Regions from separate parts of the Homo sapiens genome. Here regions 2, 3 and 4 are each linked to region 1. Evidence: read pairs that join two places in POLR2A ChIA-PET (ENCODE). Cell type or tissue: OCI-LY7. All regions are shown on one strand. Links, peaks and the distances in the headings refer to the core of each region. The heading gives the core; the rest is flanking DNA.

Region 1 (5,000 bases), core at 1-5,000:
CCAGCCTGGTTTGGTTTTTTGAGACAGAGTCTGTGTCGTTGCCTGCTGGAGTGTAATGGCACGATCTGGGCTCACTGCAACCTCCACCTCCCAGTTCAAACAATTCTCCTGCCTCAGCCTCCTGAGTAGCTGGGACTACAGGTGTGCGCCACCACACCCAGCTAATTTTTGTATTTTTAGCAGAGACAGGCTTTCACCATGTTGGCCAGGCTGTTCTCGAACTCCTGACCTCAAGTGATCCACCCACCTCGGCCTCCCAAAGTGCTGGGATTACAGGTGTGGGCCAGCACTCCTGGCAAGGCTGTTTTTTTGTTTTGTTTTGTTTTCCTTTTTTTTTGAGACCGTGTCTCACTCTGTTGCCTAGGCTGGAGTGCAGTACGTGATCTTGACACACTGCAACCTCCACCTCTACCTCTGCCTCCCAGGTTCAAGCGATTCTCCTATTTCAGCCTCCCAAGTAGCTGGGATTACAGGCGTGTGCCACCACACCCAGCTAATTTTTGTATTTTTAGTAGAGTTGGGGTTTCACCATGTTGGCCAGGCTGGTCTTGAACTCCTGACCTCAAGTGATCTGCCTGCCTCAGCCTCCCAAAGTGTTGTTGGGATTACAGGCATGAACCATTGCGCCCAGCCAAGGTTGGTTTTTTTGTTTGTTTGATTTTTGTTTTTTTTTGAGACGGAGTCTCGCACTATTGTCCAGGCTGGAGTGCAGTGGTGCAATCTTGGCTCACTGCAACCTCTGCCTCCCAGGTTCAAGCAATTCTCCTGCCTCAGCCTCCTGAGTAGCTGGGATTACAGGCGCCCACCACCACACCCGGCTAATTTTTTGTATTTTTAATACAGGGTTTCACTATGTTGGCCAGCCTTGTCTCTAATGCCTGACCTCGTGATCTACCTGCCTCGGCCTCCCAAAGTGCTGGGATTACAGGCATGAGCCACTGCACCCAGCCAAGGATGTCTTTTAATAAGCAGGAGTATACTCTAAAATAATGATGAAAAGTATAGTATATTAATTATAAAACCAGCAACAAAGACATTTTATCAAGTATTATGTATTATACCTAATTATGTCTGCTATGCTTGTATTCAACTGGTAGCGCTATAGGTTTATTTGCACCAGCATCACCACAAACACATGATTAACACTTTGCACTGCAAAGTTATGACAGCTAGGAGGAATTTTTCAGCTCCCTTATTACCTTCTGGGTCCACCATCATATATGCAGTCCATTGTTGACTAAAACATTGGCACATGACTATATGTATAAGAATTTCATTCTTTTGGCCAGGTGCGGTGGCTCATGCCTGTAATCCCAGCACTTTGGGAGGCTGAAGCAGGTGGACCACCTTAGGTCAGGAGTTCAAGACCAGCCTGACCAACATGGAGAAACCCTGTCTCTACTAAAAAAAAAAAAAAAATACAAATTAGCTGGGTGTGGTAGCACATGCCTGTAATCCCAGCTACTCAAGAAGCTGAGGCAGGAGAATCGCTTAAACCCAGGAGGCGGAGGTTACAGTGAGCCGAGATCGCACCATTGCACTCTAGCCTGGGCAGCAAGAGCGAAACCTCATCTCAAAAAAAAAAAGAATTTCATTCTTTTTAAGGCTGAATAATTTTATATAAGACAAAAACAAAAAAATCAAACAAAAATACTATTTCAATAGGTAGGAAAAAATGTTAAAAGATCATAAATTTGCCTGGAAAACTTCTCGAGTTATTTAAACACAAGAATTTCTCCTTTTTGTAATCAACCTTAGGTTATGTGTAATAATGAAGAGCAGGTGCCAGATGCTGTACCCTTAATAATTTTTAATAATAATAAAATATTTAATAAGCTTCATAATGACCTGTGTGTTTTTGGTTGTAGTTTTGCTGTATTTGTTGTTTTATGTAGACTATTATACTTAAAATATATCTTCGGCATATATCGTGTGGAGTATAGTGGGAAAGAAGAGCTAAAATTAAAAATTGGTGATGGAAAAATCCTTAAAGAATTAAATCTTTATTTTTTTAGTCAGTACATGTTAGTTCTTGTAGCTGTTTGACACCTTTGTATAAGCAAATATTAGAAAAGGTATTGAAATTAATAGTGTTTTTTGTTTCAGGAAAGTATCTAAGACAAAAGAGAATTGACTTCCAGCTTCCTTATGATATCCTTTGGCAGTGGAAACACAATCAGGTACAGAGAGCCTGTTTTACCAGGTTTCATTCTTAAGTGGTAAAGGGGGAGGGGTGGAAATGCAAGTGTTTTTCTCTCCCCTTGTTATGTTTTCATCTTAGGAGGTTTTCAGAAGTGTCCCTGTGAAGGTTAGGACTAAGAAAAATGAATTTGCATCCATCTTTAATGTGACCTATTTGCCTTTACTCTTACTGCAAAATAGCAGTAAGTTCCTGCTTTCCTAGGCAACCTTCTGTTGTTATTCTGGACTTTTATTTTGGTAGCAAAGATTTTGTTCTGTAAGAATTCTATTTGATGCAGGTCTCAGGAGAATTTAGATGTACTGCCAGCAGCACTAAGAAATTTCAGACTTTATTTTTGTTGGCTCCTTCTTATCAGTTTGAAATTTATTTTTCACATGCAAAAGAGATTCTTCTATCAAAGGAAGCAGGGAAATGTTTAACACTCTTGCACTTTTAAAAAATCTTTAAATATATTGGTAACTAAAAACAGGAAGATGCCGTGTTTTTTCTCTTGCTTCCCAAATTGAAAAGTTTCCCGTAGTGATTTTTGTATTAGCTTATAGCCCCCAGGTCTCATATTGAGAACAACCATTGGGAAATAGAAATAGTCATGCAATTGAGGTGAATAGATTTCTTGAGTTCTGCCAAAATGCCACCAAAGGTTTATTTTGGAAAGCCAAAATTGACATTCCCCTCTGCGTTGTCTTCTCCAATGGCCTCTCTTGAATTCTGAGAGTATTAATATGTTAGGTATTTGTCTCAGAGTTTTTAACAATGAAGGAGAGAATGCTTTGAACATACTGACTAGAAAATAATGGTGGGATTATTCCAATATATTAATAAACAGTCTAGCTTTGTGCAAGTTGCTGTTTGTTTTGTACAGTCCCTTATGGCAAAATGCTGGAAGACTGCCTCTCTTCTAATGCATTCTTTTTTTTTTTCTTTCTAATATCTTCTTGATTATAATGTGAGAGCTCCATTTTGCCTGCCTGCCCTCTCTCCTTTATTCACTAAATTAATTGCCTTAATTAAAATTTGAAATGTTTTCCTATAATTCTCAACCTGAAAAGCCAGGGTACTCATCTTTTTAATTTCATGTACCCACCCAGACATCTAAGTAAGTCCTATGCATGTTGTTTTCCTTTCTTTTGATAGAAGCAAATAGAATCTTAATTTGTCCAAATGAATAGCTTTGGTCTCCAGTGTGATTTTCATTTAAGTCTATCCAACAACATGCTGAAGAAACATGTAATTCCACTTGTATAAACTATTTAGTGCTTCTTCTGTTGAATCTTATTCTCTCACCTTTTATTTCAGAGTAAAAAGAGATCACACCAAGAGTTTCCCTCAAATGTATCCAACCCAAAATGTCTTGTAAATATTTCCAGATGAGCAGAGCACATAGAAAATTTCCTGTATTTTTAGTGATTGATGCTGCCGTCTGGCATTTGAAGTTAAATGCTATATCAAGATTTTTCTTCTTTTCTTCTAGCTATACAAAAAGCCAGATGTCCCACTATATAAGAAAATTCGTTCAAGTGAGTAACTTAGGAGCTATTTTTTCTGCCTCTATACGTTAATGTTCTTCTGAGCCTAGCACTTGAAAAATTATCCTGTATGTTCACAAACTATTCTTTGCTTTCTTTTCAAGATGTCTACGTTGATGTCAAACCCCTTTCTGGTTACGAAGCTACCACCTGTAACTGTAAGAAGCCAGATGATGACACCAGGAAGGGCTGTGTTGATGACTGCCTCAATAGGTACTGTCATGCTTTGATTTCTCTAAAGCATAGGCTTTAAGGTATACATACAACACTTCCTTTGGAGGGTACAGTTAAATAGGCTCTTTGATTTTTTTCAAGAAGTTGCACAAAGATATATAAACCATAATGGGTGGGCGGAATACAGAAACAGAAAATGAATGAGATTTAGAGTCTTGTGTGTGCCTTCGTTGGTTTAAATCCTTTTACTTTTTTTTTGTTTGTTTTTTTTGTTTTGTTTTGTTTTGTTTTTTTTTTGAGACGGAGTCTCCCTCTGTCGCCCAGGCTGGAGTGCAGTGGCGCGATCTCGGCTCACTGCAAGCTCCGCCTCCCGGGTTCACACCATTCTCCTGCCTCAGCCTCCCTGGTAGCCAGCACTGCAGGCACCCACCACCACACCCAGCTAATTTTTTTTGTATTTTTAGTAGAGATGGGATTTCACCGTATTAGCCAGGATGATCTCAATCTGACCTCGTGATCCACCAGCCTCGGCCTCCCAAAGTGCTGGGATTACAGGCGTGAGCCACCGCGCCCAGCCAATCCTTTTACTATTTATGAGACCTGAGAAAAGTTATTTAATGCATCTAATAAAAGTAATACCTTACCTTCTCTATGGAGGGTTTGTGGAGATTATATGAGACTGTTGATAAACAATGTTTGTGAAGTTTTGGCTTTCTTGTTTTGGGGTTTTTGTTTTGTTTTGTTTTGTTTTTTTTAGAGATAGGGTCTCACTGTGTTGCCCAGGCTGGATTCAAACTCCTGGGCTCAAGTAGTCCTCCTACCTCAACCTCCTGAGTAGCTGGAACTATAGGTATGTGATACTGTGCCCAGCTCATAAAACATTAAGCACAGTCCTAGGTACCTTCCTAGCTCTCAATATATGGTTGCCACAATGAGGAAGCAGAATAGGACAGTGGCAGTGAGAGTGAAGAGGAAGGGCATAATATATTTTAGAAGAAAAGTATGTTGATAAACCATCGGCATATAGGGGATATGCTCTTCATATGGGGATATATTCTCTCTCTGAAAATAAAGTGTGGAATCTAACTGAATTGGAG
Region 2 (8,258 bases), core at 1,483-6,482, 110 kb before region 1:
TAAAATGAAATCAAGTGTTCTTGAATACTATCAGTTATAGTTAGAAAGTATTCTGTAACAGCAAGAAGAATTTATTAATAAAAGAAACAGCAGAATCTATGAAATACTTAGAAATATATTTAACAGCACATGTTTAGGATTTATATAGATATAAATACCCAGAAACACGAAAAAGCTTGACTAAATACATTTACTTTGTTATTGTAGAGCTAAAGTTAATGTTGAGATATGTTTTTCTACATTAAGATACAAAGTTAAAGCCATGTGAGGTTTTTTAAAAACTTCAATCATATCTCAAGTTTGTGAGGAAGTATACGTATGGAAAAACAGTCCGATGAAAAGGTTATTAAAGTAGTGGTGATATTTGCACAATTCTGTAACTATAGTTAAAAAAAACCCACTGAATTGTGCACTTTAAAAGGGTGAATTTGGTTGGGTGCAGTGGCACATGCTTGTAATTCCAACACTTTGGGAGGCTGAGGTAGCCAGATCACTTGAGCTCAGGAGTTCGAGACCAGCCTGGGCAACAAAGTGAGTGTCTTATCTCTAGAAAAAATTAGCCAGGCATGGTGTTGCATTCCTGTGATCCCAGCTACTTGAGAGGCTGAGGTGGGATGTTGGCTAGAGCTTGGGGGGGCAAAAGTTGTGGCAAGCTGAGATTGACACTGCACTCTAGCCTGGGCAACAGAACCGGGCCTTGTCTCAAACAAAAACAAGGTGAATTTTATGGCATGTGAGTTAAATCTCAGTAATGTTGTAAATAAAATAGAGAATTTCTATAGGAATACAAGAAAAAAAAAAAACCTACTTGTTTTCAAATATTCAAACGTTATTATGAAGTTATAATATCCATATATTAGTGGCACAATAATAATCATAAATATGAATGAAACAAAACCTTAGGAATTTAGAGTAAGATCCAAATACGAATAAGAATATGTAATAAGTATGTTATTACATTACATTAATTATAAATAATCAATGGGCATGAAATGAGTAATGTTCTTAGAACAATGAGCAATGTTCTTAGAACAATGAGCAAACCTTTTGGAATAAAGGCTGCTTCCCTACCCCCAGATTATATTTTTAGAATTTAACATGGCAAATAAAGGAAAAACGAAAAGAAACCGAAAAATAATTAATTGAAAGTGTAGTGAAGATTGTCGTCTAGAAGGACATGATTTTTCCAAGTATAAGAAAACAAGACTGGGCGTGGTGGCTCACGCCTGTAATCCCAGCACTTTGGGAGGCCGAGGCTGGCGGCTGAGGTTGGGAGTTCGAGACCAGCCTGACCAATGTGGAGAAACCCTGTCTCTACCAAAAATACAGAATTAGCCAGGCATTCTGTGCATGTGCAGTGGCACATGCCTGTAATCCCAGCGACTCGGGAGGCTGAGGCAGGAGAATCACTTCAACCTGGGAGGCAGAGGTTGCGGTGAGCCAAGATTGCACCATTGCACTCTTAGCCTGGGCAACAAGAGTGAAACTCCATCAAAAAAAAAAAAAAAAAAAAGTAAACAAAACTATATTCCACCTTAGGCTGGAATATATTTTTTCATGAATGAAAAAAAGAGAGCTGGGTACGGTGACTCACGCCTGTAATCCCAGCACATTGAGAGGCTGAGGTGAGTGGATCGCTTGAGGTCCAGAGTTCGAGACCAGCCTGGCCAACATGGTGAGACTCCATCTCTACTAAAAATATAAAAATCAGCCAGACGTGGTGGTGGGTCCCTGTAAACCAGCTAGCTACTTGGGAGGCTGAGGCACAAGAATTGCTTGAACCCAGGAGACGGAGGTTGCAGTGAGCCGAGGTTGAGCCACTGCACTCCAGCCTGGGTGATAGAGCTAAACTCAGTCTCAAAAAAATGAGAGAGAGAAAAAACCCCAAAACAAACCTATAAAGTTAAAGAGACTATTTTATTTAATGCAGTGATTAAGCACTTTAGTTATGAAATCAGACTATGTTTAAATTATTTCTTAATCATTTACTGGTTAAGTGACCTTGAGCAAGTTAGCCAATGTCTAAACCACTCTTTAATCTTTTAAATGAGGATAGTTATAGTAATTTCACTATATGGTGGTTGTAAGGAATATGTGAGGTAATTAGTACAGTTTTTCATAAGTATTTGAATACATAAAAGATTTTGGCCAGGCACAGTGGCTCATACCTGTAGTCCTAGCACTTTGGGAGGCTGAGGCAGGAGATTGCTTGAGGCCAGGCGTTCAAGACCAGCCTGGGCCTTTCACTTTTTAATAAAAATTTTTAAAACCTTTTGTTTAAGATTTTAACTTCAAGAAGAATAGTAGGTGAAAGAGAGCTGGTAAATTGGGAAAAATGTGCAACATGTGAGAAAGAAGTATTATATTAAGGGCCCATCTAAATTAGAAATGACCTCCACAATTTAGAAAAATATGGACCAGGATCTTGAACAGCTTTTCACTGCAGGAGAAATACAGATGGCCAGCAAAATCATGTGAAAAGACGTTTAGAATAATAGATAAGTCAAATATAAACAAATGCAATAGGAAGTCTTTTTTTTTTTTTTTTTTTTTTTTTTTTTTTTTTTTTTTTTTTTTTGGAATCAGGGTCTCACCCTGTCTCCCAGGTTAGAGTGCAGTGGTGTGATCATGGCTCATGGCTCACTGCAGCCTTGACCTCCTGGCTCAAGCCATTCTCCACTTCAGCCTCCCATGTACCTGAAACTACAGGCATGCACCACTGTGCCCAGCTAATTTTGGAGATTTATTTTTTGTAGAGAAGGGGGTCTCCCTGTGTTGCACAGGGTAGTCTCAAACTCTTAGGTTCAAGTAATCCTCCTGCCTCAGCTTCCCAAAGTGTTGGGATTACAGGTGTGAGCCACGAGGCCTGGCCAGAAAAAGAGAGAGAGAGAGTGTGTGTGTATGTGTGTGTGTGTGTGTGTGTGTGTGTGTGACGTAGTCTGGCTGTGTAGCCCATACTGGAGTGCCGTGGTGCGATCTTTGCTCACTGCAATCTCCGTCTCCTGGGTTCAAGCAATTCTGCCTCAGCCTACCTCAGAAGCTGGGATTACAGGTATGTGCTGCCACTTCCAGCTGGATTTTTTTTTTTTGTATTTTTAGTAGAGATGGGGTTTCACCATGTTGGCCAAGCTGGTCTGGAACTCCTGACCTCAAATTATCCACCCACCTTGGCCTTCCAAAGTGCAAGGATTACAGGCATGAGCCACCACGCCCAACCCTGGATGTCTTTATATAAGGTTGTGACATCTTACATACTGACAATTGGAAATAAAAAGTCTTTTTTGGCCGGGCATGGTGGCTCACACCTGTAATCCCAGCACTTTGGGAGGCCGAGGTGGGCAGATCACAAGGTCAGGAGATCGAGACCATCCTGGCTAACACGGTGAAACCCCATATCTACTAAAAATACAAAAAATCAGCCGGGCATGGTGGCGGGCGTAGTCCCAGCTACTTGGGAGGCTGAGGCAGGAGAGTGGTGTGAACCTGGGAGGCGGAGTTTGCAGTGAGCCGAGATGGCACCACTGCACTCCACCCTGGGCAACAGAGCGAGACTCCGTCTCAAAAAAAAAAAAAGTCTTACATGTCATTGTCTAGTGTGTAACTAATGCATATGCCCTTCAGCTTTGTACTTTCACCTTTAAAAATTTACCTGAAGGAAGTAATTGAACAAGTATGGAAAGAAAAATGCAATTGGATGTTTACCATATTGTTATTTATTTATTTATTTATTTATTTATTTATTTATTTATTTTGAGACAGTGTCTCCCCATTTATTTATTTATTTTTTTTGAGACAGTGTCTCCCTCTGTTGCCCAGGCTGGAGTGCAGTGGTGCAATGTCAGCTCACCGCAAGCTCCGCCTCCCAGGTTCACACCATTCTCCTGCCTCAGCCTCCCGAGTAGCTGGGACTACAGGCACCCGCCACCATGCCCGTCTAATTTTTTGTATTTTTCGTAAAGACGGGGTTTCACTGTGGTCTTGATCTCCTGACCTCGTGATCCACCTGCCTTGGCCTCACAAAGTGCTGGGATTACAGGTGTGAGCCACCGTGCCCAGCCCTTTTTTTTTTTTTTGAGACAGAGCCTCGGTCTGTCTCCCAGGCTGGAGTACAGTGACACAATCTCGGCTCACTGCAACCTCTGCCTCCCGAGTTCTAGTGATTGTCCTGCCTCAGCCTCCTGAGTAGCTAGGATTACAGGTGCGCACCACCACACCCAGCTAATTTTTTTGTATTTTTAGTAGAGATGGTGTTTTCACCATATTGATCAGGCTGGTCTCAAACTCCTGACCTGATGTTCTGCCCTCCTCGGCCTCCCAAAGTGCTAGGATTACAGGTGTGAGCCACCGCGCCCACATATTATTTATAGTAACAAAAAGCCAGAAACTATTTAATTACAGTCAGTAGGTGGTTGATTTTATGAATTATGAACTATTGTGAAACTGTTGAATTTAACATCTAACTCTTATTTACACATAAAGGTGTCATATCATTTAAAGCAAATGGGCTACAAAACAGCAAGCATTGTTGGCTCCATTTGTATAAAAGAATGTACACTTGTTTATTTTGATGTATATGGTAAAATATCTGAAATGTAAAGTCTTTATTCATGAAAGGTATTATTTATACTTTGGTTCTTTTTTTTAAATGAGAGTATTTTATATGTGGACTAAAGCTATTTTTCTGTTGGAAAAAATTACATGCTTAATATCATGTTTTAATACAGCATCTTTTTCAGTGCCTAATTGATAATATGCTCTCTTAAAGTGATAACTCTTATCAGTCATTTTAAAGTGTTCTTACAAGTGTAAGAGGATAATATCATCAGTACCAAATACAGTTTTCAAAATCTTTTTTTTTTTTTTTTTTTTTTTTTTTTTGTGACAGAGTCTTGCTCTGTTGCCCAGGCTGGAGTACAGTGGTGTGATCTCGGCTCACTGCATCCTCCGCCTCCTGGGTTCAAGTGATTCTCCTGCCTCAGCCTCTTGAGTAGCTGGGACCACAGGCATGCGCCACCCTGCTAATTTTTTTTTTTTTTTTTTTTTTGTATTTTTAGTATAGGCGAGTTTCACCATGTTGGCCAGGATGGTCTCACTCTCCTGACCTCGTGATCTGCCCACCTCGGCCTCCCAAAGTGCCGGGATTACAGGCATGAGCCACCGTACCCGGCTTCAAAATCTTAATGTTGTCTCATTCATTTATTTTATATAGTATCAGGATTTGGAAGAAAAGATTTTTGAAACCAACATCAAATTATCTGTGTGCCTTATTTAGTCATAGACCATTTACTGTGGGATATGAACTCTGTTTTAAACTGCTTTTAATTTCTCTCAGATATTTATTTCAGGTAAAAGTGAAAAACCAGGCCAGGCACAATGGCTCATGCCTGTAATCCCAGCACTTTGGGAGGCTGAGGCGGGTGGATCACGAGGTCAGGAGTTCAAGACCAGCCTGGCCAAGATGGTGAAACCCCGTCTTTACTAAAAATTCAAAAATTAGCTGGGCCTGCTGGCGGGCTCCTGTAATCCCAGCTACTCAGGAGGCTGAGGCAGAGAATTGCTTGGACCCGGGAGGCGGAGGTTGCAGTGAGCCGAGATGGCGCCACTGCGCTCCTGCTTGGGCAACAGGGCAAGACTCCATTTCAAAAAAAAAAAAAAAGTGAAAAACCAGGCTTGAACACATTCATTAGCCAATTAAGGAAGCTGAATATGTTTCTACTTTACTTTTAGACAGAATTTAAAAAATAACTTCCTATTTAAGTATAACATACATATAGAAAAATACCCATCATAAATGTAACAGCTCAGCGAATTTTCATGAACTCAGCCATATGGGACAACCAACATTCAGATTAAGAAATGTGTTTGCCAGGTGCGGTGGCTCACCCCTGTAATCCCAGCACTTTGGGAAGCTGAGGGAAAATCACTTGAGCCCCGGAGTTCGAGATTAGCCTGGGCAACAAAGCAAGACCTCATCTCTACAAAAAAACCAAAAAACAAAAAACAACACAAAAAAATTAGCCAGACATGGTGGCTTGTGCCTGCAGTCCCAGACTTGGGAGGCTGAGGTGGGAGGATCACTTAAGCTTAGAAGTTCAAAGTTAGAATCAGGTCACTGCACTCCAGCCTGGGCCACAGAGTGAGACCCTGTCTTAAAAAAAATAAAAAAGTAGTATGACATTGCTAGCACCCAGTAAGAACCCCTTGGGCTTCTTTCTCATTACTGTCCTTACCATGAGTAATAATTTTTTTTATTTTTAATATCATAATAAATTTTTCCTCTTTGTGGTCTTTATATAAATGAAGTCAGAATAGGTACTCTGTTTTTCTGGCTCCATTAATTCAGTGTTGTTCGTGAGGCTTTTTGTATGTTTGTTTGCTTTTGAGGTGGAGTTTCATCCTTGTTGCCCTGGCTGGACTGCAATGGCATGATCTCAGCTCACTGCAACCTCCGCCTCCTGGGTTCAAGCGATTATCCTGCCTCAGCCTTCCGAGTAGCTGGGATTACAGGCATGTGCTACCACACCCGGCTAATTTTGTATTTTCATTTCAGACGGGGTTTCTCCCTGTTGGTCAGTCTGGTCTTGAACTCCTGACTTTGAGTGATCTGCCCGCATCAGCCTCCCAAAGTGCTGGGATTACAGGCGTGAGCCACTGTGCCCAGCCAGAGCTTTTTTTTTCTTTTTTTTTTTTTAAACTGTAATACATGGTATTGCGTGTAATCATAGTTCACATTTTTAAGGATAAGTTTTAAAATTGGAAGTGTCATTTTCAGGCATAAATATGTTTAAAAATATTTAAAACAAACTGCTTAATATTTGTTTTTAAAAGTATAAAAGTAATGAATGGGAATTGTTTTTTCATTTTTAATTTTTGTGGATACATAGTGTATTTATGGGATACATGAGATGTTTTGATACAGGCATGCAGTGTGTAATAATCACATCATAGAGAATGAGGTATTCATCCCCTCAAGCATTTATCCTTTGTGTTGCACACCATCTAGTTATACTCTTTTAGTTATTTCAAAATGTACAATTAAATGATTATTGACTATAGTCACACTGTTGTGCTGTCAACAGTAGGTCTTATTTATTCATTCTTTCTATTTTTTTTTTTTTATTTTTGGTACCCATTAACCTTCCCCACCTCCCCGGGATTCTTTAATATAATGTGAAGAAAGTGTGTGGGGTTTATTTAATTTTCAAGTTAACATAAGTCTGAGTATATGAGACTGTCAAAGCCAGTTTGCCCTTGGGCAAAATTATAAGGTCCAGTCCAAAAGAAGAGATAGTTCCCTTTATTCTGAGTCAATCAAGTACCACATGTATTGTGTTCATTTAAAGGTGCCACATGTAAAGAGGGATATTTACAAACTTAAAACACTTGCATCAGAAAATGACCAGAAAGAAGTGAAACTGTTGAGTCAGGAAGTTAAATATTTTGGTTGAGTTCAAATGTCTGACAGCCATTGGGAAGAAGAGGAATTAGACTTACTCTGTGATTTTTAGAAAGTGAGACTTGGACCAGTAACTGAAAGTTGCAAAAAAATATATTTCACTTTACTCTTAGGAAGAACTTTTTTTTTTTTTTCAATAGACACATTTCATTATGGGAAATTTAATACAAAAACATAGTGACTAGTTCAAAGTGAAGATACTAGAGTTAGATACCTGTCACTAGGATCATCTTTTATATTTCTTGTCTAATATTTGGAAACAGTCATTTCTGCAGGAGCCCTGATTCATTTTAATGGGAAATGGTTTTAGAGACCACGGTCTTGAGGTGTTCATTGCTAATGGGTTGTCGATGTTTGTAGGCATTTTAATGGATAGAGAGGTAGATAGACTTCATATATTTTTAATTCTATCTTAAAAGTATAGCCTTTTACTTCTTTGATTTTATAGTTGTACGTTTTTTGCTTCTAACATTTTGGTTCCTAGTGATATTCACATGGTTACCTATTTTATCTATGTATCTGTTAGTCATCTATCTGTCTAAATTCAAAATTACTATATGTATTACCAGTAATATGCTCACTGAGGGCAATTTACCACTTTCTTTTGCTGGGCAAGATGGCTTGTGCCTGTTAGCCCAACTACTCAGAAGGCTGAGCGGGGGGAGGATGGCTTAAGCCCAGGCATTCAAGGCTGCAGTGAGCTATGACTATGCCATTGCACTCCAGCCTGGGTGACAGAGCAAGACCCCATCTCTTAAAAAAAAATAAAAATAAAAATAAAAAATAGAGAGGTAGAGGTTCT
Region 3 (5,000 bases), core at 1-5,000, 440 kb before region 1:
TTGGGAGGTGGAGGTAGGAAGATTGCTTGAAGCCAGGAGTTCAAGACCAGCCTGGGCAACGTAATGAGACCGAGACCTTGTCTAGAAAAAAAAGCAAGAAAAGGAATTGGTGTATTCTTCCACATTACTTTTCCTACAGTTGAAGAAAACTAGTATGTTATTTCATAACATTCTTTTCTTGGCTATACATCCCCCAATTTCTCCCCCCCTTTTTATTTTGGGAGTCTTGCTTCATCGTCCAGGCTGGAGTGCAGTGGCACAATTCTGGCTCACTGCAACCTCTGCCTCCCAAGCTCAAGTGATTCTCCTGCCTCAGCCTCCTGAGTAGCTGGGATTACAGGTGCGTGCCACCATGCCCGGCTAATTTTTTTGTATTTTTTAAAATTTTTATTAGAGATGGGGTTGCACCATGTTTGGCCAGCCTGGTTTCAAACTCCTGACCTCAAATCATCTGCCCGCCTTGGCCTCCCAAAGTACTGGGATTACAGGCATGAGCCACTGTGCCTGGCCTTTTTGTTTTGAGATGGAGTCTCACTCTGTCACCTAGGCTGGAGTGCAGTGGTGCGATCTCAGCTCACTGCAACCTCTGGCTCCCAGGTTCAAGCGATTCTCATGCCTCAGCCTGCTGAGTAGCTGGGATTATAGGCATGCACCACCACACGCATCTAATTTTTGTAGTTTTAGTAGAGATGGGGTTTCACCATGTTGGCCAGGCTGGTTTCCAATTGACCCATGTGATCGCCCGCCTTGTCCTCCCAATGTGCTAGGATTACAGGCGTGAGCCACTGTGCCCGTCCCATATCCTTTTAAAAGTATGCCAAAAGAAGACTCTACTGAACCAGATATGGTTTGACTAGTAGTTAGATTATCTCCACAGTGTTCCAGATTACATATTTCTCCTAATGTAGCCTAAGGTCAAATTGACCTTTGTTTTTGGCAATCACATCACTTTTTTTGGTCTGGTTGACTAACTCTTGTTGCATAAATTGAAATTTCATCTTTCTCTAGGATGTGTTCACAAATGAATAGGTGGTAGCTATGATGAAAGCAGCCATCAGTGAGGAAGTTCTATGAAGTCTACTTGACATATAGAATATAATTAACATGGCTGGGCACGGTGGCTCATGCCTGTAATCCCAGCACTTTGGGAGGCCGAGGCAGCTGGATCACCTGAGGTCAGGAGTTTGAGACCAGCCTGGCCAACATGGCGAAACCCCGTCTCTACTAAAAATACAACAGTTAGCTGGGCGTGTGGTGGGCGCCTGTAATCCCAGCTACAGAGACGAGAGGATCGCTTGAACTCAGGAGGGAGAGGTTGCAGTGAGCGGAGACCATGCCACTGCACTCCAGCCTGGGTGATAGAGCAAGACTCTGTCTTAAAAAAAAAAAAGAATATAATTAACATTAATTCTTTATTTGATTTGGGGAAAAAAAATCCAAGGAGATCAAATTAGGCTCTGAATTATGTTTATTGGCCATGAATATAGATGTGGAGAAGTTGGGCCATCCAAGACGGTATAGTTTACGTAGGAGAGCAAGTATTAAAATGTAGGTCTCTTGCTTCTTAATTCTTTCTTTTTTTTTTTTTTTTTTTCAGTGACTTGCTCTGTTGCTCAGGCTAGAGTACAGTGGCCTAATCATAGCTCACTGCAGCCTTGAACTCCTTCCTGTGCTCAAGGGATCTTCCTGCCTTAGCCTCGCAGACAGCTAGGCCTATAGGCATGTGCCACCATGTCCAGCTAATTGGTTTTTTTGAAACATTCTTTTGTAGAAATAGGGTCTTAATGTGTTGCCCAGGCTGAACTCAAACTCCTGGGCTCAAGTGATCCTTCTGCCTTGATCTCCCAACATGGGGGGATTACAGGCATGAGCCGCTATACTTGGCCTTCTTAATTCTTACTAGACTGACTCCAACACACTTCTGAATGCTGGCTTGCCTTTCTAATGGATTTGGCAGTAGGTAGGAAAGGGAAATGGGCCTGAATCACATCATTCCCTTTACCCTATATTGGTCCCACCTACACAGCACTAGATAAATGGTCAGAACATAGCAGGGCTGATTTGATTTGAGAAGCTAAGACTCCTTTTAGAGACAGAACCTAATGGCCAGTTGGCTTTTGTTCATAAGGTGCTTTTGGTTGGGTTACAATTAAATGGTCAAGAAATTATACATCCTCAATGGCATTTTATCAGCAGTATATAAGAACTTTAAAAAAGTTCTTTAGGCTAGATGTGGTGGCTCACACCTATAATCCCAGTGCTTTGAGAGGCTAAGGTGGGAGGATTGTTTGAGCCCAGGATTTTGAGACCAGCCTGGGAAACCTAATGAGACTCCATCTCTACAAAAAATTTAAAAAATTAGTGAGGCCTGGTGAGGAGGCATGCCTGTAGTCCTAGCTAATTAGTAGGCTGAGGCAGGAGGATCGCTTGAGCTCAGGAATTTGAGGCTGCAGTGAGCTCTGATTGTGCTGCTGCTCTAGCCTAGGCAACAGGGCAAGATCCTGTCTCAAAACAAAAACAAAAACAAGAAAAACTTTCCCCCTAGCTCTTATAAAAATTTTCAAACATTCAAAAAGTTGAAAGATTGTTACAATGAATCTAAATTCCAAGAGTAATATTTTGCCATATTTGCTTTATATCTCTCTGTGTTGTTTTTTCCTGTACTATTGGAAAAATAAGTGTGGACAACATGAAACTTTGCCCTAAATGCCCTGGTAAAAGCTTTTTTTTTTTTTTTTTTTTTTAAGAAAAAAAAAAGCCCATAGGCAGAGCAGGGCTACCCCATAGGCAGAATAGTCCATAAAAGCTTTTCATGGCTGGCTTTTTGGAGTTGTACTTATGGTGGATTCATGTAACTGATTACAAAAATATATTGCTGTTAAAAGACTACTGTAACCAAAATATCTTAGGTTTGTGTAGTTTAATAGTTTATAAATAGTTGTCACATCTGTTGTTCCATGTAAACCGCAGCTGTGATATGAACAAGGTAGACATTGTTTTCTTCATTTATAGAAAGAAGTGAGGCTTACCAGGTGTAAGGCAGAAATGCTAATGACAGTAATAGATTCTTTCCTGGTTTCTTCTTTCTAACTCTGACAAATAATTGAGAGTATACCCTCAGGGATAATCAACACCTCTAGATCACTGCAGTTACTTGTTAAGTATATGGCTGTTAGTGATGGTACAGAGGAAGTAAACATGAAAAACAATTATTTCAGTTAAGATAACTTAATTATTTATATTCTTTGTTGGTAGGTAATTCCAACATGGAATATTTCACCAATTAAGAAGGCCAATGAAATTAAGGTAAACTTGGAAGAAATAATTGTTATTCTTTTCCAGAAAGACTTCATCGGTTTTGAAACTTAAGTACTTCCTCTTTAACTTTTCTTGATCAATCTTTGTTTTAATTCCAGCTTTGTTTTTTTCCATTCTATTACTCTTAGGTTTGTATCTCATGGAATTCACTTTAACCTCTGCCTCGTGTTATTTGCTTTAGCTGTACATTATGCTCTTAGGATTTTTTTTTTTTCTGCCCTGCTTCTTCCCCTTATTTTCCAAATACGTATGATTTGTGTTTCCCATTACTTCATTTCTTTCTAATTGTACTAATGTAGCCTCCTCAGTTTGTGGATATCCACCTTGAAGAAGATGATTCCTCAGATGAAGAATACCAGCCGGATGATGAAGAAGAAGATGAAACTGCTGAAGAGGTCAGTGAATGTTAGTTGGTAATATTTGTCTTAATAGAGCAGGGTATACTTTGCTTCCTTAGTAATGTCACTTGTAGAGAGGATTGAGACATGGTTCTTTTTTCAGCTCATTTCTGTGCTTTAAGCTGTTTTTCTGCCCTTTATACTCCCTTAATTTTAGAATTTGTTGTATTATGAAATACAGCATAGAAACGTGCATAGAATAAAAATGTATAGCTTTGGTTATTATAATGCAAATCCTCATGAAACTCATAGCAAAGTCAAGAAATATATCATTACTAGGACAACCCCTGTATACCCTCCCCAGTCACAATCACCTCCCTCCCCCTAAAAATAACCACTACCCTGCCTTTTAGTAATTATTTCTTTGCTTTTCTTTATAGTTGTATCACCTCAATATGTATCTCTACACACTGTAGTTCAATTGTTACTGTTTTGAACTTTATATAAATGGACCCATGTTTATATGTTTTGTTCCTAGCTTTTTAAAATTCAACATTAAGCTTTTGAGATTCATTTATACTATTGGTTTTAGCTATACTTCGTTCCCTTTCATTGCTGTGTTAATATGTTCTTTGACTTGTTTCTTAATGTGTTCTTTGAATTGTTTTGTAAAAGGATTTTAGACCAAGGCCTTACACTTTGTAATGCAGATTAGGATAGTGATCTGATCCCTGTCCCCACCTTTAGGATTTTTTTTTTGAGTCTCCTCTGTTGCCCATGGAGTGCAGTGTGCGATGTTGGCTCACTGCCATCTCCATCTCCCGGGTTCAGGCAAGTCTCCTGCCTCAGCCTCCTGAGTAGCTGGAATTAACAGGCGTGCGCTACCATGCCTGGCTAATTTTTGTATTTTTAGTAGAGATGGGGTTTCGCCATGTTGGCCAGGCTGGTCTCGGACTTCTGACCTCAAGTGATCCACCCGCCTCGGCCTTCCAAAGTGCTGGGATTACAGGCATAAGACACTGACTGCACCTGGCCTTTAAGTTTCTATTTAAATTTTATTTTCTGTTACTGTAACTAGTTGAGTGATGGATTTTATTTATTTATTTATTTATTTTTGAGACAGAGTCTCGCTCTGCCACCCAGGCTGGAGTGCAGTGGCGTGATCTCGGCTCACTGCAACCTCCATCTCCTGGATTCAAGTGATACTCCTGCCTCAGCCTCCCGAGTAGCTGGGATTACAGGTGCACGCCACCGCGCCTGGCTTATTTTTGTATTTTTAGCAGAGACGGGTGTTCACCATGTTGGCCAGGCTGAGTGATTGATATTTTATGATTCCTTCTCTTG
Region 4 (7,262 bases), core at 1-5,000, 150 kb before region 1:
TGGTTAGTAATTTTCTAAAGAGTTTACTTAATGCTGTAATGATTTGTGCAAAAGTATTTAATGCTGTAGGTACAGTGTTACTTTCCTTTGAATTTGGACCAGACTGTCCCACATTGTTCCAGAGATTTGAAAACATAAATCCCAAAATTGCATGTGAGATGAATATTGAGTTTGCCTGTTTGAGTGAAGAGATTCTAGCAATCTTAGGTCTGTGTTTTTCCTTGGAAATGTATTTTAAGTTGAATATATTGTAGTAGAAACCAAAATAAGTTGTGTTACAACATGGCATCCTTGCCCCTGGATGGAAAACCTAGATTGTTTAGATATTTTTCCAAAAGCTGAAAGAATGATATTCTCAATGAACATTGCTTTGAAAGTTCAAAAAACAGCATTCTGGCAGCTGCTGTAGGGACTGTTTTTCAAGCAGTTTACATTCAGCAGATAAAAAGCACTCTGTTGTGAAATATCTTCAGAATTTGGGTTTATCTTGACTAGAAACTCTTAAATTTGGTATGTGGGGTTTGCCAATCATGATTTTCCAGTTTTACTACCTAAATGGATTCTCAAAATATGCCTGTAAGCATACTGTTCGTTTTTCTCCTTGATCATGTTAGGGAAATGTAGTATTTCTCTCTTCTCATATACATTTTTAGGGGGGGAAATAAATGTTTTCAAATCTCTTTTCAGTTTATTGGTACTCTGCTATTTATGTAATAATATGTGTCACTTGGATTAAGTTTTATAATTTTTTTTCATTTTTAAAATGAGAATCATGTTTCTGTCAGACCTTTCTCTGTAATGTTTTGAAAGGGAATTAAGTGCAGATAAAAAATGAATTCTTTGCTTGAACCCGGGAGGCGGAGGTTGCAGTGAGCCGAGATCACGCCACTGCACTCCAGCCTGGGTGACAGGGAGACTCTGTTTCAAAAAAAAAAAGAATTCTTTGGAAAAATGCTGAAATTCTTCATTTATACATATAAATTTTGCAGTTATACATATTAAGACATGGAATTCTTTCATTACAAAAATTGTAATGGGAAAATTTAAAATGTATGCATTTGTGAGTAATGAATATAAAAGCAATTCTTTTTTTTTTTTTCCAAATTGTAAAATGTTGTGGGTTTTTTGTTACATCTGTTTTTTGAGATGGGGGTCTCTCTTTATTGCCCAGACTGGAGTGCAGTGGCACGATTCTAGCTCACTCCAGTGTTGAACACTTGGGCTCAAGTGATCTTCTCATCTCAGCCTCCAGAGTAACTAGGCCTACAGGTGTGTCCCACCACACCCAGCTAATTTTTTAATATTGATTGATTGATTGAGACAGAGTGTCACTCTGTTGGCCAGGCTGGAGTGCCTCTGGAGTAGCTAGGACTACAAGTGTGTCCCACCATACCCAGCTTATTGTTTGATTGCCCGGGCTAGAGTACAGTGCTGTGATCATGGCTCACTGCAGCCTCGACCTCCTAGACTCAGGTGATCCTCCCACCTCAGCCTCCTGGGTAGCTGGGACGATAGGCACGTGCCACCATGCCCAGCTAATTTTTTTGATTTTTTTTTTTCCTTCCCGAGACAGAGTCTTGGTCTGTCACCCAGGCTGGAGTGCAGTGGCACAGTCTTGGCTCACTGCAACCTCCACCTCCTGTGTTCAAACAGTTCTCCTGCCTCAACCTCCTGAGTAGCTGAGATTACAGGAGCGTGCCACCATGCCCAGCTAATTTTTGTATTTTTTTTTTTTTTTAGTAGAGACGGGGTTTCACCATGTTGGCCAGGCTGGTCTCAAACTCCTGACCTCAAGTGATCTGCCTGCCTTGGCCTCCCAAAGTGCTGGGATTACAGGCGTGAGCCACTGAGCCCGGCCTAGAAAGGGGACAATTTGAAGCTCGTAAAATATAACCCACATAAGTCAGGGAATTAATTCTACAAATATTTATTGAACACCTACTATATGCCAGCTAGTGTTCTACGTGCTGGGATATAGCAGTGAACCAAACTGATAAGTCTATTTCCTGGTAGAGTTCAAATTTCAATGGAAAGATGTACACAACAAATATATAGTACACCAGGTGGTAAGAAGAGTATGAGAATAAAATAGGATACTGAATGTGAGTAGAGGGTGGTGGGGGGATAGGTGTTTTTTTTAGGAAATGCTTCTTCTGTAAAATTACGTTTAGACAAAGATACGAAGGAAGTGAAAGAGCAAGATATGCAATTATCTGGGGAAAGGGTGTTCTGTCAAGCGGAATGGTAAGTGCAAAGGTCCCAAGGTAAAGAGTATTTTTGTTGTGTTTGAGAAACAGAAGGGAAACTTCTTTTTTTTTTATTTTTTTTATTTTTTTTTGAGACAGAGTCTTGCTCTGTTACCTAGGCTGGAGTGCAGTGGCGCAATCTCGGCTCACTGCAATCTCCACCAGAAGGGAAACTTTTGTACCTCCTTCTTGGAACTAAGTGAGGAGACTGGTAGGCGATGGAAGAGAGGTAGAGAGGACTTTAGGACAAATTAAATTGGATCTTTAGACCATTTAAAAAATTTTGGCTTCTGCTTTGAGGGAGATAGGAAGCCTACGAAAGGGTTTTGAGCAGAGGAGTGACATGATCTGAATCAGGCTTTGAAAGGATCACCCTGCAACTGAATTGAGAAGACTGGAAGAGATATGAGGGTTGAAGCAAGGAACCAGTTAGAAGCATGTTGCATTTTGCAAGCTATGCATCTGACAAAGGTCTAATGTCAGCATCTGTAAGGAACTTAAGCAAATCTATGAGAAAAAAAATGATTAAAAAGTGGGTAAAGGACATGAACAGACACTTCTCAAAAGAAGACATACATGCAGCCAACAATCATGAGGAAAAGCTCAACATCACTGATCATTCAAGAAATGCAAATCAAAACCACAGTGAGACCATCTCACATCATTCAGAATGGCTATTAAAAAGTCAAAAAAAAAAAAAAAAAGATGCTGGCAAGGTTGCAGAGAGAAAGGAGTGCTTATACACTATTGGTGGGAGTGTAAATTAGTTAAGCCATTGTGGAAGACTGTGGTCATCCCTCAAAGACCTAAAAACAGAAATAACATTTGACTCAGCAGTCCCGTTACTGGGTATATACCCAAAGGAATATAAATCATAAAGACAGATGCATGCGTATCTTCATTGCAGCACTATTCACAATAGCAAAGACATGGGATTAACCTAAATGCCCACCAATGGTAGACTGGATAAAGAAAATGTAGTACATATACATCATGAAATGCTATGGAGCCACAAAAAAAAAATGAGATCATGTACTTGGCAGGATCATGGATGGAGTGGAGGCCATTATCTTTGGCAAACTAGTGCAGGAACAGAAAATCAAATACTGTATGTTCTCACATATAAATGGGAGCTAAATGATGACAACACATGGACACATAGAGGGGAACAACACACACTGGGGCTTATTGGAGGGTGGAGGGTGGGAAGAGGGAGAGAATCAGGAAAAATAACTAATGGGTACTAGGCTTAATACCTGGGTGATGAAATAAACCCCCATGACACAAGTTTACCCACGTAACAAACCTGCACATGTACCCCTGAACTTAGAATAAAAGTTAAATATATTAAAAAATCAATAAATCAATGGACTTTGAGTTAAGCAGATCACCCTCCATAATGTTGGGGAGGAACTTCATCTACTCAACTGAAGGCATTAACAGAACAAAAGATTGACCTCTCCTCAGTAAGAGGCAAGTCTGCCAGCAGAATGAAAACATTGGGTCTTCCTGGGTCTTCAGCCTGCCACTGACCCACCCTGCAGATTTTGGGACTGGCCAGCTTCCATAATCATGTGAGCAATTCCTTTAAATAAACCTCTTTCTTTAAAAAAAAAAAAAGCTATTGCAATAATCCATTCACATATTTATCATCACTTGGATCTAATAGCTGTCAGAGTAATGACAACTGGTTAGATTCTGCATACATTTTGAAGGTAAAGCTGACAAACTTAGCTGACCAAATGGACATGAGGGGTTTGAGAGAAAAAGCAATTAAGGATGGGTAGAGATTTTTGGCCTAAATATTTCTCTTTGGAATTACCATATTTTGAAATGAAACCTGTAGGAAGAATAGATTTGGGGCAGTGGGCAAAGATGAATTGATTTTAAACATGTTAAGTGCCTATCTATTACACAATCCAGTCAGTATGTCAAGTAAGCATTTAGATATGTGAATCTGAAGTTCCAGAAAGAGGTCTCAGCTAGTCTCTATCTGAAGATAGAAATTTGTGAATCATCAATGTTAGATGAAATTTAAAGCCGTAAGACTGGATCTGGTCATTTGGGAACTGAGTGTAGATAGAAAAAGGAAGAGGTCCGGGTACCCTGCGTCACTCCAGTATTTAAAGGTCATGGAGGAAGGAAAGAACCTGCAAAGGAGACAGAGGGTAGTAGCCAGTGAGGAAGAACAATCAAGAGAGGAGTCCCAGAGCTGGGCACGGTGACTCATGCCTGTCATCCCAGCTACTCGGGAGTCTGAGGTCGGAGGATTGCTTGAGGCCAGGACTTGAAGACTAGCCTGGGCAACCTAGTGAGACCCTGTCTCTAAAACAGTGAAAAAAAATTGGACATGGTGGCACATGCCTGTATTTCTAGCTACTTGGAATAGCTACTTGGGGTCTGAGGCAGGAGAATCACTTGAGCCCAGGATTTTGAGGCTGCAGTGAGCTATGATTGTGCCACTGCACTCTGGCCAGGGTGACAGAGAGAGACCTTGACTCAAAAAAAAAAAAAAAAAAAAAAAGGTATCCCGTAAGTCAAGTGAGGTAGCGAGGGAGCTGTTTAGCTGTGCCAAATTCTGTTGATAGGTCAGGTAAGATGAGAGGACTGAGAATTGATCATTCTTCTTAGCAATGTGGAGGTTGTTGGTGACCTTGACTAGCAGTTTCTATGGAGGGGTGGCAGTGAAAGTATAATCAGTATGTTCAAGAGAAAAAGCAAGGATTGGAGGTCAGGGAGAATAGACAATATAGAGAATTCTAACAATTTTGTTGTGAAGAGGAACAGAGAAATGGGAAGATGGTGGAGGATGTGGAGTCAAGAGGAATTTTTTTTTTTCTTTTTTTTTGAGACGGAGTCTCGCTCTGTCACCTAGGCTGGAGTGCAGTGGCACCATCTTGGCTCACTGCAACCTCTGCCTCCCGGGTTCAAGCAATTCTCCTGCCTCAGCCTCCTGAGTAGCTGGGATTACAGGCATGCGCCACCACACCTGGCTAATTTCTTATATTTTTGGTAGAGATGGGGTTTCACCACGTTGGCCAAGCTGGTCTTGAGTATCTGACCTCAAGTGAGGTCTGCCCGCCTTGGCCTCCCAACTGCTGGGATTACAGGCGTGAGCCATCTTGCTCGGCTAAGAGGAATTTTCTTCCATGAGAGATATTATAGTATGTTTTTGTTTTCAGGCTTATTGGCATTATTCAGAGGAAATATGAGAAATGGATGATGTGAGAGAGAAAGGAGATAGTTGCCTAAATGAAGAGGTTGAAAGGAGAGATCGTTTATATATTGTGATAGGAAGGCAGTCAGACTATAGGAACAGACACAGGTAGGAAGGTAGGTAGATATATGGTGGGCACTTGTGGCACTTTTCTGTTTGTTACTGCTTCCTATCTGACTACTGCTGTGATCAGATAGGAAGCAAAATTAGGGACAATGAAGAAAGGGGAGATGGGATGAAATAGTTTTTTAGGAGAGTGGTAGAGGGAATAGATTAGGGAAGTGTATTGGCAGCACCAAGGGCTTACTCGGAGTTAGTGGTCAGGAATATAAAATGAGATCATTGAGTGTTATTGTTTTTCTTAGACTAGCTGTGATGGTACAGAGACAGAAGATGTATAAAATATGATTTGGAAGTATGTTAGTGCTGAAATTAGGATATTTTAGTAAATTTACAGAAAACCACCTATGTGAAATATAAACATATTAAGAAAAAACTTGTGTATAGTTTTCTCATTGTAACACAAGATAAAGTTATGTAAAACAGGAAAAAAGACATTTGCTACATGCCAATCATTGTATTAGAAGTTACAGGAACCTTAAAATTCACTCATTCATTTATTCAGCTATTTATTGGGTACTAAAATTTGTGCTATTCATTGTTTCAGCTGCTGGGGTTACAGTGGTGAGCAAGCCAGAAGAGGTTCCTATCCTCATGAAGCTTATATTTTAATTATACAGTTGGCCTTCCCTATCTGTGATTCCGCACCTGTGGATTCAACCAACTGCGGATGAAAAATATTAGAAAAAATTAAAAATAACAATACAATAATAAAAAATTATACAAAATTTTAAAGTACAGTTTAATAACTATTTATATATCATTTACATTATGTTAGGTATTATAAGTAATCCAGAGATGATTTCAAGTATACAGGAGCATGTGTATAGGCTGTATGCAAATACCATACCATTTTATATAAGTGACTTGAGCATCGTCAGATTTTGGTATCTGAGGGGGTGGGATGGGAGGTGGGAGGACTTAATCTGTTGAGGGGTATAGCTGACAAATACAGAACAAGAAAAAAGTTAATTGCCCTAATTGTGATCTTATATGGATCATAAATATTCAGGGATGGATCAGGTCAGTGCAAGCTTAAATATAGGTCTGAGAACATAGGTCTAGAATCCATTACCCAAATGTTGGTGCCGTAAGTTTTTTTCTTTTTAAAAAAATTCCCTGCAAGTGTTACACGTTTTTCTTTTTTCTTATTTTTCTTCTTCTTCTTTTTTTTTTTTTGGCTTTTAGAAATGTAGATTGGGTGAACTGGCACAGTGGTGTTTGGGAGTAGTAGCATCCTTTACTAACTTAATCAAGCCCATTAATACTTCTGCATTGTAATTTATCATTATTCATGGAAATTAGGGTAATTAAGACTAAAATGGGTCCGTGTCAAGTTTTATCACTAGGTTTTGAAAAAACTTGGATTTCAGAGTTTTTTGGACTTCAGGATTGTGAGCCCATCATGGAGAAGATAGGACTTTGTACTTTTTATTTTTTGTTTTAGAGTTTATTTTTTTAATTTACTTTTTGAGATAGGGTCTCGCTCTGTTGCCCGGGCTGGAGTCCAGTGGCATGAACATGGCTCACTGCAGCCTCGATTTCCTAGGCTCCAGCCATCTTCTTGCCTCATCCTCCCGAGTAGCTGGGACTATAGGTGTGCACCACCATGCTGGGCTAATTTTTTATTTTTTGTAGAGAGAGGGTCTTGCTGTGTTTGCTAGACTGGTCTCAAACTC

Evidence for each region. ChIA-PET counts read pairs that join two places held together with the same protein. Peaks named below come from ENCODE experiments on the same cell type or tissue, not always from the same donor. Only the 100,000 strongest peaks of a DNase experiment are listed, where the experiment ranks them.
Region 2: POLR2A ChIA-PET joins it to region 1 with 8 read pairs; 3 of 35 experiments call an interaction of 5 or more read pairs at or near these places.
Region 3: POLR2A ChIA-PET joins it to region 1 with 5 read pairs; 4 of 35 experiments call an interaction of 5 or more read pairs at or near these places.
Region 4: POLR2A ChIA-PET joins it to region 1 with 5 read pairs; 6 of 35 experiments call an interaction of 5 or more read pairs at or near these places.

The regions. Positions count from the first base shown.
Region 1 is chr1:155,377,223-155,382,222 of GRCh38, reverse strand. ASH1L (ASH1 like histone lysine methyltransferase) reads left to right here. Exons shown (of 28, transcript NM_018489.3): 8 at 2,107-2,180; 9 at 3,675-3,720; 10 at 3,834-3,942. Among named protein-coding and RNA genes, the nearest start is that of MIR555, 33 kb to the right of the region's middle. In OCI-LY7, for the core only: no CTCF peak of the experiment used is centred there; a DNase peak (open chromatin) is centred at 2,412.
Region 2 is chr1:155,485,289-155,493,546 of GRCh38, reverse strand. All of the region lies in intron 2 of ASH1L (ASH1 like histone lysine methyltransferase), which reads left to right. Among named protein-coding and RNA genes, the nearest start is that of ASH1L-AS1, 73 kb to the left of the region's middle. In OCI-LY7, for the core only: no CTCF peak of the experiment used is centred there; no DNase peak of the experiment used is centred there.
Region 3 is chr1:155,814,518-155,819,517 of GRCh38, reverse strand. GON4L (gon-4 like) reads left to right here. Exons shown (of 32, transcript NM_001282860.2): 7 at 3,256-3,306; 8 at 3,618-3,713. Among named protein-coding and RNA genes, the nearest start is that of GON4L, 40 kb to the left of the region's middle. In OCI-LY7, for the core only: no CTCF peak of the experiment used is centred there; a DNase peak (open chromatin) is centred at 2,967; H3K4me3 peaks cover 689 bases; H3K27ac peaks cover 2,616 bases.
Region 4 is chr1:155,525,040-155,532,301 of GRCh38, reverse strand. The region is part of intron 1 of ASH1L (ASH1 like histone lysine methyltransferase); the gene reads left to right. Among named protein-coding and RNA genes, the nearest start is that of ASH1L-AS1, 33 kb to the left of the region's middle. RefSeq lists an enhancer at 1,623-2,124. In OCI-LY7, for the core only: no CTCF peak of the experiment used is centred there; DNase peaks (open chromatin) are centred at 2,211 and 2,851; H3K4me3 peaks cover 1,562 bases; H3K27ac peaks cover 2,775 bases.